Linked DNA regions of Homo sapiens: region 2 is linked to region 1. Evidence: read pairs that join two places in POLR2A ChIA-PET (ENCODE). Cell type or tissue: OCI-LY7. All regions are shown on one strand. Links, peaks and the distances in the headings refer to the core of each region. The heading gives the core; the rest is flanking DNA.

Region 1 (6,363 bases), core at 1,379-5,378:
TGAAAGTAAACCACTGATTAGCACTAATACCCTCCTTCCAGTCAGCATATGGTTATCAGCCACCCTGGAGGTTTACCTGATTGTAGCTGATTAGTCCTCAAAACACCCAATTACCACATCAACTGCTCATTTTTCAATCACCTTCTGAGAACTTGGGAGTCAGCAACTCACTGAAAATTAGTGAACTGGAGATAAGGTTAGATTTTTGCATCTAAGTAAAAGGCAAGAAAGGAAATTATGAAATGAGTCCAAAGACGACGAAGGAACACAACATACAGATGATAAATGACTGCATCCAAATGTCTTAAAGGGCACCTGGATGACCACAAATGTAGATATGTGGTTTCGGGAGCCAAAGGCCTCTAAGTAGGCCTCAGGTTCACCACGTGGTAACCAATCAACCTCTTAATGTTTGCTAATTCTTAAAAAAAAAAAAAAAAATCTAAATCCATTAAGACCACATTTATCAGCTTTTTCCCCACGATGGAGGTTGACTGCTAATGCATAGCAGACAGGAAGAGGAAGAGGGACAGAAAAGATCCACACAATAAAAGAATTCCTGCTTTCAACCACATCAGTAACCTGGTCAGAAAAGTGAGGTCACTAGACTCTCTTTCCTGCTGGCAAATTCAAAAGTATTACATAATTATTTTGTGAAGTTTAGAAAGTACAGAGAGGCATAAAGAAAAAAAAAGCCAATCACTAATTTCACCACCTACGGTTAATATTTTGGAGTATATCCTTTCAGTCTTGCTTCACTGCGAATCACATCAAAAAGGCTAACCAGGCTAGGCGCAGTGGCTCACGCCTGCAATCCCAGCACTTTGGGAGGCCAAGGCAGGTGGATCACGAGGTCAGGAGTTCAAGACCAGCCTGGCCAACATGGTGAAACCCCGTCTCTACTAAAAATACAAAAATTAGCTGGGCATGGTGGCACATGCCTGTAATCCCAGCTACTTGGGAACCTGAGGCAGGAGAACTGCTTGAAGTGGGACCTGGGAGGCAGAGGTAGCAGTGAGGAAGACTGTGCCACTGCACTCCAGCCTGGGCTACAGAGCGAGACTCTGTCTCAAAAAAAAAAAAAAAAACAACTAACCAATCCAATGATCCAGTGATTCTGGCTCCAGGGATTTTAAGGAAGTGTTTTTAAATGATGGGGGAATGGGGAGAAAAGCAGCTTAATCCTAAAGACATCTTTCACTTATATCTAAATTTCCTCAATTTATTCTTTCAAAAGAAGATCAACTTCCTCCTCACACTCCCTCCAAGGAAAAGAAGAGGACAAAGATGATGACCATCTTAAGGTCTAATGAGTAACAGTCCCCTTATCAAAGGTTTAACATCAGGGGTAGAAGGGTCTGGCCCATGGATTGAGTGATTCACATTCCCAGGGAGCAAGAGGCTCATTCAAAAGAGAAATGTGGAATGCCTGGAAATGGTCAATGGGCTGGATTTAGTGTGAAGACTAACATGGGCTGTCAAGCTGCAGACTGGGTCAAAGGACAGATTTGTAGCAGACGTGTCTGCCTTCCCAGCATCCAGGCTCTTCATCAGGTGATTACCCAATTTTCACCAGCAGATCCTTTTCCCTCGCTCTCGGCCATATGGCTGGGTGGGGTTCATAAAGAACTATGGGACTCAGCCCCACCAAGGCCTCACATGCCCCTGGCTTTAATGACTGGACCCAGGATATGCCCATGACAAGCCAGCCAGACAGAATCTCAACCCTGAAAATACAGGAGGCTGGAGATGCTACCAGAAAGAGCTACCAGAGAAAATAAGAATGCCTAGGGGGTCACTGTGAGGATTAAATGGTCCCTGTTTATCACATGGGGCTCAGCTCAAATGCATGTAGAACCCAAAAATGAAATCACCAAGTGGAAAGCAGTATGAAGAGACAAAGGGAAACTGAATTTTGAAGGCATTATTTACACCCTGAATCCAACTGTTCCTAGAGTCAAGATCAAAGCCTGAACTTCACAGGTGTGAGCCAACAAACTCTCCTTTGCATAAGTTAGATATCAGGTTTTCTATCACAACTGAAAGAGTCCCTACCAAGACACAGCTATGTCACTCAGATCTCTTCTATTCAGAGAGCAAAGAGAGAGAAGATCTAATTGCCAGATGTTCTGATTCATGGTTCAGAACCAACTGACTAGGCCACAATTTCTAGTCGAATATATCATAGGACCCTTAGCTGAACAACAGGACCAATGATCCCAAGTTCATGAAAGCTGTCAAATTCCATTATAACTACGTGGACCAGTAGGATGCTATTTAAAAGATGGTATGACTAACTGGCTACAAGAATCTTTCCAATTGCAATTTTTACACCGTTAGACCTCCTTCAAGTAGATATGCCACAGAATACTTCAGGAGCTTTATTCTATTGTGTACATATTTGCTGTCATCATCTTGTTCCCAAAGAGGAACCCCGTCCCAGCATTCAGACACCATGTGAAAGGCTGAAAGCAAAAATCTCTCAGAAGTCTTTCTCTGTACAATAACATGATCAACCTTCCAGCTGAAACAGGTATTTGATCTAAACCATATCCCATGAAACTGAAAGCCCAAATCTAACCTGAACTTGGCTACCCTCTTGGTTTCAATTCCTATCACTGAGACAATTTCTCTTTGATTTTACATGCCGAAGAGCCTATTAAGAAAGTGTTTAAGTTTCAAAGACTGACAGGAAATGCTCATGTTTGCACATCTTTATTTGAATACGTTCTCTGCAGGTTGAAACTTGAGGCCCCAAGGTTTAGGCTTTGATTTTTTTTTTTAAGTTACTTATTTTCACAAATGCTCATGTAGCATGAGGCCCCAGAGTACATTAACATGTGCAAAGATAAGCAGGTAATTAAAAATGGAGCTCTATACCTGTTGGAAGGCACTGTGGTACTGCAAGCTTTGCAAAGTAAGACATCTGATGATTCGTTCCTGCCCACTTCCCACCCACATGACCTGCCAAAATTGCTGCCACCTAATGGCCACCACAATGCTGTCTATTAAAACCCTGCCCTAGCAGCTATGCCCTATTTTAAGAAACAACATAAAAAATTTATAAAATAAAGCAGCAGCACCATAAGTTCTTTCAGTCATCAATAAGTCTGAAGACTCAAAGACAACTATGGCCCCAGAATAAACTGCGTGCGCTCATGCACACACACACACACACACACACACACACACACACACACACACACAAATGTTGCATCCAACAATAGGGGGTCCATGAAATTACATGCAACTTTTCTGAATTGCGTTCAGTGTCTTGACTGTTCTGCAACCAACATTCAATTCTCTCACTCAAAAACCAGTTGCACAGATATTGCAGCTCCTTCAGCTGCTCCAGTATAGTCATGTGCCTTCCAGGAGGGAAAGTACATGCATTGGATGCAAAATGACTAGGTTTGTACAGCCCAGCTCTACCAACTCTCTAGCTCACACTTAACCATATTCCATCTCAGTCTTCTCAGTTGAAAACGGGAACTAAAACAAATCACTGTGAACTAAATGACTATATGCAGAAGAATAAAACTAGATCCCCTCTCTCACACTATATACAAAAATCAAATCAAAGTGGATTGAAGATTTAAATATAAGACATGAAACTATGAAACTACTAGAAGAAAACACTGGGGAAATGATCTAGGACACTGGTCTGGGCAAAGATTTTTTGTGTAAGACCTTAAAAGCACAGGCAACCAAAGCAAAAAGAGACAAATGGGGTTATATCAAGCTAAAAAGCTTCTACACAGCAAAGTAAACAATCAACAATGTGAAGAGACAATCCACAGAATGGGAAAAAAAATCTGCAAACTATCCATCTGACGAGGGATTAACAGCCAGAATATATAAGGAGCTCAAACAACTTAATAGCAAAATAATAATAATAATAATCTGATTTTTATTTTATTTATTTATTTTTTTTGAGACAGAGTCTCACTCTGTCACCCACGCTGGAGTGCAGTGGCATGATCTCGGCTCACTGCAACCAATCACCTCCGAGGTTCAAGTGATTCTCTTGCCTTAGCCTCTCGAGTAGCTGGGATTACAGGCGCATGCCACCAGGCCCAGCTCATTTTTGTATTTTCAGTAGAGACAGTGTTTCACCATGTTGGCCAGGCTGGTCTCAAACTCCTGACCTCAGGTGATCCGCCTGCCTCAGCCTCCCAAAGTGCTGGGATTACAGGCTCGAGCCACTGTGCCCGACTCTAATCTGATTTTTAAATGGGCAAAAGATCTGAATAGATGTTTCTCAAAAGGAGACATGAAAATAGCCAGCAGGTATACGAAAAAATGCTCAACATCACTAATCATCACAGAAATGTAAATAAAAGCCACAACGAAATATTATCTCACCCCAGTTAAAATGGTTATGAAAAAAAAAAAAAACAGAATAATGAATGGCAAGGATGTGGAAAAATGGGAACCCTCGTATACTGTTGGTGGAAATGTTAATGAGTATAGCCACTATGGAAAACAGTATAAAGGGCCCTCAAAAAACTGAAAATAGAACTACTGTATGATCCAGCAATTGCACTACTAGGTATATGTGCAAAGGAAAGAAAATCAATATACTGGAGAGATCTGCACTCCCATGTTTATTGTAGCATTATTCACAATAGCCAAAATATGGAATCCACCTGAGTGCCCATCCATGGATGAATGGATAAAGAAAATGTGGTACATATACACAATGGAATATTATTCAGCCATAAAAAAGTATGAAACCCTGTCATAGGCAACACGGTTGGAACTAGAGGTCATTACGTTAAGTGAAATAAACCAAGCACAGAAAGACAAATAGCACATGTTCTCACTCATGTGTGAGCTAAAAAAGTGGATCTCAGGAAGAGAGAGACAGTTATCTTCTCTAGGTAGTTACCAGAGGCAGGGAAGGGGAGCGGGAGGGGAGATGAAAAGAAGTGGGTTAGTGGGTACAAACAGAAGTAAGACCTAGCGTTGGAAAAATCAGTAGGGTGACTCCAGTCAACAATAATCTAATGTACATTTCAAAATAGGTGGAAGAGAATAATTTAAATGATCCCGGCATAAAGAAAAGATAAATATTTAAGGTGATATAATATCCCAATTACCCTGATTTGATTTTTACACATAATGTGAATGTATCATATTATCACATGTCTCAAAACTACATATATTATTTATCAATTAACAAAAAAATGGGACTGAGTTCTGCGATGAAAAAAAAAAGGTCACGGTGAAGAATAAATGGCTGCTTCATATGAGATGGGTCTCAGTTCACGTGCTGACATGTGTTCCATGTTCAACCAATCCAAATGCCACTTCCCTCTAATTCAGCACAACGCTGTTTTACTTCTTCACGGCACTTACAACTCTGTGAAATTCTAATTTGCTGACTTATTTATTGCCTGCTCCCTCTAATAGCAGGCATTTTACCTGCCTTATTCGCCACTTTACCCTGTGCACCTAGGCTATGTGGCACATGGCACATTGATAAGTATCTGTAGAAGGAATAATAGTCACTGATACTGAGCACATGCTCTGTACAAGGCTTTATTGCTTTAAATATATTAACTCGTGATTGAATAAATGCTGAATCTGAGATGTTTAGCACTTTCTCACACACAATTAATACTCAATAAATGGTAGCTATTTATACCAATTCAAATTATAGGATGATGTCAACAAACACTCAACAGGAAAGAGTAAAGGGAGTTGAGTCCTAAGAATGCAGAACTCAATTCAGTTCTCAAGAGCTGATTTTTTCTTTTTAGAGACAGGATCTGGCTCTGTTGCCAGCCCAGAGTGCAGTGGTGCAATCATAACTCACTGTTAACTTCAAACTTCTGGGCTTAAACGATCCTCCCACCTTAGCCTCCCAAAGCAGCTAAGACTACAGGCACATGGTGCCACACCCAGCTACTTTTTTCATTTTTATTTTTGTACAGACAGGGTCTTGCTATGTTGCCCAGGCTGGTCTCGAACTCCTGGGCTCAAGCAATCCTTCTGCCTCAGTCTCCCAAAGCACTTGGTTTATGGGTGTGAGCACTGGGCCCAGCCCTGATTCTTAAGGTCTATTTTTTCTTGGACTCCCCCCATTCGAAGCACCCACTACCTTCAGAGAGGAAAGAGAGGAGAGGATTATCTTATTACTCCAATTATTCTTTACCTTATGAGTTTCTCAGATAATGTGATACAAACACAGCTTCTCAGCCAGCAGTACACAGGTCCATCTCTCCTCACTTCACAAGCTAATTTTCACCTCAAATACAGCAAAAGCCAGAATATGAAGCTGACATAGGGAGATGTTCAACCTGTCATGTCTCTTTTTGACCTGTACCTCAGGATCTTAGAAAAAATTCACATTAATGG
Region 2 (5,093 bases), core at 21-4,020, 430 kb after region 1:
AAAAAAATTAATCATGTATTAATTGAGATTTGCAGGGCCGTGTGCTTTATATAAAACAATGCACAATGCACTAAGCTCCATGGTGTTTGAGAGACAAAGGAGAACAAGATACCATCCCCACCACTGGGTAGTTTAAGATTATTGTCTGTATCCAGTATATAGCAATTGTAATGATTTCTAAAATGTTTTTCTATTGAGATACAGTTTACATGAAATGAAGTGCTCAGATTTTGAGTGACAGTTTGATCAGTTTCAAAGAATGTGCACACCTAATCAAGACACAGAACATTTCTGTAACACCAGAAAATTCCCTCTTGCCCTTTCCTAATCAATCACAAACCCCTCCCCTATAACCATTGATGTCATTTTTGCCTATACCTTTATATGAATGGAATCATGCAGAAGATACTATTTTGGGTATCTTACTTTGTCTTCCTTGTACCCCTTTGTGAAATCCTCCCATGCCTAGACCTCGACAACTGCTGGTCTGTTTTCTGCCCCTGTAGTTTTGTATGAATTCTTTACGTATTCTGTTTGCCCAGGCTGGAGTGCAGTGGTGTGATCTCAGCTCACTGCAACCTCTGCCTCCCAGGTTCAAGCAATCCTCCCACCCCAGCCTCCTGAGTAGCTAAGGTTACAGGCATGTGCCACCACACCTGGCTAATTTTTTTTGTATTTTTTATCAGATATGTATTGTGAATAAATACCTATTGTGAATAAAATTCTTTATTAGATATGTATTATGAATATTTTCTTTCTCCACTTGCATTTCTGTTTCCTTAGCAGTATCTTTACAAGAGTACATTTTTTTTTTTGTATTTTAATGGAGTTTAATTTACCAATTTTTCCTTTATGGCTCATACCTTGGGTATGCAAAGTAAGAAATCCCTACCCCCTTGAAGGTAACAGAGATTTTCTCCTAAGTTTCTTCATTTTATTCATTCCTCCTGTTTTCTTTTAAATTTGTACTTTTAGCTTCCTTCATTTAGGTCTGTGACCCATCTCGAGTTAATTTCTTGTTCCTAGTATGAGGTAAAGTTGGTGCTATTGTTTTTCCCCCATAAGGATATTCAGTTATTCCAGCACTGTTTTTTTTAAAGACTTCTCTTTGTTCCCTTGGTACTTTTGTGGGAAAAAAAAATTGACCATCTTAGTGTGGGTCTATTTCTGGACTCCGTTCAGTTTCATTGATGTATGTATCTGTGTCTTCACCAATACCACACAGTTTTAATTACAGTAATTTTATATATCTTGAAATCAGATAGTATAAGACCTCTAGTTTTGTTCTTTTCTAAAGTTGTTTTTGACTATTCCAGCACTAGAATTTCTACACAGTTGCTTATTGGAACTTTGATGGGATTGTATTTATTTTCATAAAGGCTCACCTACAATGTGTTGTAAAGCTTCTGAAAGTAAGTAATGACTTGTCAGTTTTAATTGACACTATGGTTATGAGTGAATATGAGGATCTTTTGTTATGTTTGAGGACTATTTTTCTTTGAACTGTTTTTTTTTTTCATTTTTCAAATTTTTTTTATTATACTTTGAGTTCTGGGGTACATGTACAGAACGTGCAGTTTTGTTACATAGGTATACACGTGCCATGGTGGTTTGCTGCACCCATCAACCCATCACTACATTAGGTATTTCTCCTAATGCTGTCCCTCCCCTAGCCCTCCACCCACCGACAGGCTCCAGTGTGTGATGCTGCCCTCCCTGCGTCCATGTGTTCTCACTGTTCAACTCCCATTTATGAGTGAGAACATGGGGTGTTTGGTTTTCTGTTCTTGTGTTAGTTTGCTTAGAATGATGGCTTCCAGCTTCATCCATGTCCCTGCAAAGAACATGAACTCATCCTTTTTATGGCTGCATAGTATTCCATGGTGCATATATGCCACACTTTCTTTATCCAGTCTGTCATTGGTGTACACTTAGGTTGGTTCCAAGTCTTTGCTATTGTGAATAGTGCAATTCACGTACGTGTGCACGTATCTTTATAGTAGAATGATTTATAATCCTTTGGGTATACACCCAGTAATGGGATTGCTGGGTCAAATGGTATTTCTAGTTCTAGATCCTTCAGGAATCACCACACTGTCTTCTACAATGGTTGAACTAATTTATACTTCCACCAACAGTGTAAAAGCATTCCTATTTCTCCACATCCTCTCCAGCATCTGTTGTTTCCTGGCTTTTTAATGATCACCATTCTAACTGGCATAAGATGGTATCTCATTGTGGCTTTGATTTGCATTTCTCTAATGACCAGTGATGATGAGCTTTTTTCCATATGTTTGTTGGCTGCATAAATGTCTTCTTTTGAGAAGTGTCTGTTCATATCTATCACCCACTTTTTGATGGGGAGAACATTTTTGCAATCCATCTGACAAAGGGCTAATATCCAGAATCTACAAATAAATTAAACAAATTTTTTTTTCATTTTTCTAATGGTTATCCCTCCCCCTTCAATTTATAGACCTCTTCATATATATATATGTATATATATGTGTGTATATATACATATATGTGTATATATGTGTGTATATATACATATATGTGTATATATATACGTATATATATATATATGTGTATATATATACGTATATATATGTGTATATATATGTATATATATATGTGTATATATATATATGAGAGATTAGCCCTTTATCTGTGATACAAGTTATTTTCTCCCAGTTTGTTATTTATCTTTTGGCTTTGTGTTGACATTTACTTCATAAAACATATTTGTAAGTACTATGTTATCAGACTTATCTTGATACTAGATTTTGATTCATGGAGACTTTTCCCACTCCCACATTTTATATTTTTCCAAATGACTATCCATTTGTTACAACACCATTTACTATAAAGTAGAATTTTTTCCCAGTTAGTTGGGATGTTACCTATATAATAAACTAAATTTCTATATGTATTTTGGTTTATTTCTAGACTTTCTATTCTGTTCCATTTGGCTGTCTTTCAATTTACGTACCAGTACAACACATTTTTAACTACAGAGACTTTATAGTATGTTTTAATATTTGGTAGAGCTAGTTGCACAGCTTTTCCTATACGTTGTCTTCTAGTAGTTTTATAGTTTCAGGTATTACATTTAAGAATTTAATCCGAATGGCCAGGCGTGGTGGCTCACGCCTGTAATCCCAGCACTTTGGGAGGCCGAGGCAGGCAGATTACGAGGTCAGGAGATCGAGACCATCCTGGCTAACACAGTGAAACCCTGTCTCTACTAAAAATACAAAAAATTAGCCAGGCCCACGTGGTGGTGGGTGCCTGTAGTCCCAGCTACTCGGGAGGCTGAGGCAGGAGAATGGCATGAACCTGGGAGGCAGAGCTTGCAGTGAGCGGAGATCATGCCACCGCACTCCAGCCTGGGCGACAGAGTGAGACTCTGTCTCAAAAAAAAGAAAAGGAAAAAAAAAAAGAATTTAATCCATTTTGAGTTGATTTTGTACATGGTATAAGAGTCTAATTTCATTCTTTTGCATGTATAATCCACATTTCTAAACTCCATTTATTAAAGACACTATCTTTTCTCCCATTGTGTGTTCTTGGCATCTTTGTCAAAAATCCATTAATTGGTGGTAAATGTGTGAGTTTATTTTGGGGCTATCTATTGTCTTCCTTTGGTCTATGTGTCTGTTTTTATAGCAGTACCATGCTGTTTTGATTACTGTAGATTTGTAATATATTTTGAAGTCAGGAAGTATGATGCCTCCATTTTGTTCATTTTCCTCAAAAATGTTTTAGATATTTGGGGTTTTGTGGTACAATAAAAATTTTATGACTTTTAATCTATTTCTTTGAAAAGTGTCATTGGGATTTTGATAGGGATTGCATTCAATCTGTAGATCACTTTTGGTAGTATGGACATTTTAACAATATTGTTTCAATCCATGAACATGGAATATCTTTCTTTTTATTTGTGTCTTCAAGTTCTTTCATCAATGTTTTATGATTTTCAATATACAGCTCTTTCACTTCCTTGGCTATATTTGTTCATAAGTATTTTTCATAGCTATCGTAAATACAGTTGCCTTTTTTATTTCACTTCAGATGGTTTAATGCTAATGTATAGAAACTTTTTTTTTTTTTTTTTTGAGACAGTTTCGCTTTTGTTTCCCAGGCTGGAGTGCAATGGCGAAATCTCGGCTCACTGCAACCTCCGCCTCCCAGATTCAAGTGATTCTCCTGTCTCAGTCCCCCAAGTAGCTGGGATTACAGATGTGTGCTACCATGCCTGGCTAACTTTGTATTTTTAGTAGAGATGGGGTTTCACCATGTTGGTCAGGCTGGTCTTGAACTTCTGACTTCAAGTGAGCCAATTGCTTCAGCCTCCCAAAGTGCTGAGATTACAGGTGTGAGCCACCATGCCCGGCTGAAACTATTATTTTTGTATGTTGACTTTATATCCTGTAACTTTATTGTATTTTATTAGTTCTAGCAGTGTTTTCACTGACATTTTAGGGTTTTCATGTTATCTGCAAACAGGAACCATTTGGCTTCTTCTTTTCCAATTTGGATGGCTTCTCTTTCTTTTTTTGCCTGATTGCTCTGGCTAGGTCTTCCATTACTATATTGAATAGGAGTCGTAAGAGTGGACATCTTTGTACCTTTCCTGAGATACTTTTGGAAAAAGCTTTCTATTTTTTACTCTTGTGTATGATATTAATGGTGAGCTTGTCATATATAGTCTTTATTGTGTTGAGTTACATTCCTTCAGTGCCTAATATGGTTAGAGTTTTTATCATGAAAGGATATTGAATTTTGTCAAATGCTTCTTCTGCATCTGTTGAGATAATATATGGTCTTTGTCCTTTATTCTGTTAATGTGGTGTATTAATATTTACTTGCATATGTTGAACCATCCTTGGATCTCAAAGATAAGTCTCACTTTATTGTGGTGAGTGAATGATCCTTTTAATATGCTGTTGAATTCAGTTTGCTAGTATTTTGTTGAGGATTTTTGCATCTATGTTCATCAGGGATATTAGCCTGTAATTTTTTTTTTTTTTTTGAGATGGAGTCTCACTCTGTTGCCCAGGCTGGAGCGCAGTGGCATGATATCAGCTTAC

What was found. Peaks named below come from ENCODE experiments on the same cell type or tissue, not always from the same donor. Only the 100,000 strongest peaks of a DNase experiment are listed, where the experiment ranks them.
Region 2: POLR2A ChIA-PET joins it to region 1 with 5 read pairs; 4 of 35 experiments call an interaction of 5 or more read pairs at or near these places.

What each region holds. Positions count from the first base shown.
Region 1 is chr16:20,872,050-20,878,412 of GRCh38, forward strand. The region is part of intron 1 of DCUN1D3 (defective in cullin neddylation 1 domain containing 3); the gene reads right to left. Among named protein-coding and RNA genes, the nearest start is that of DCUN1D3, 25 kb to the right of the region's middle. RefSeq lists enhancers at 2,314-2,413, 2,664-2,883 and a silencer at 3,530-3,609. In OCI-LY7, for the core only: CTCF peaks have their summits at 2,992 (motif pointing left) and 3,193; DNase peaks (open chromatin) are centred at 2,612 and 2,942; H3K4me3 peaks cover 1,846 bases; H3K27ac peaks cover 2,172 bases.
Region 2 is chr16:21,305,052-21,310,144 of GRCh38, forward strand. It overlaps the pseudogene ABCA15P. Among named protein-coding and RNA genes, the nearest start is that of CRYM, 29 kb to the left of the region's middle. In OCI-LY7, for the core only: no CTCF peak of the experiment used is centred there; no DNase peak of the experiment used is centred there.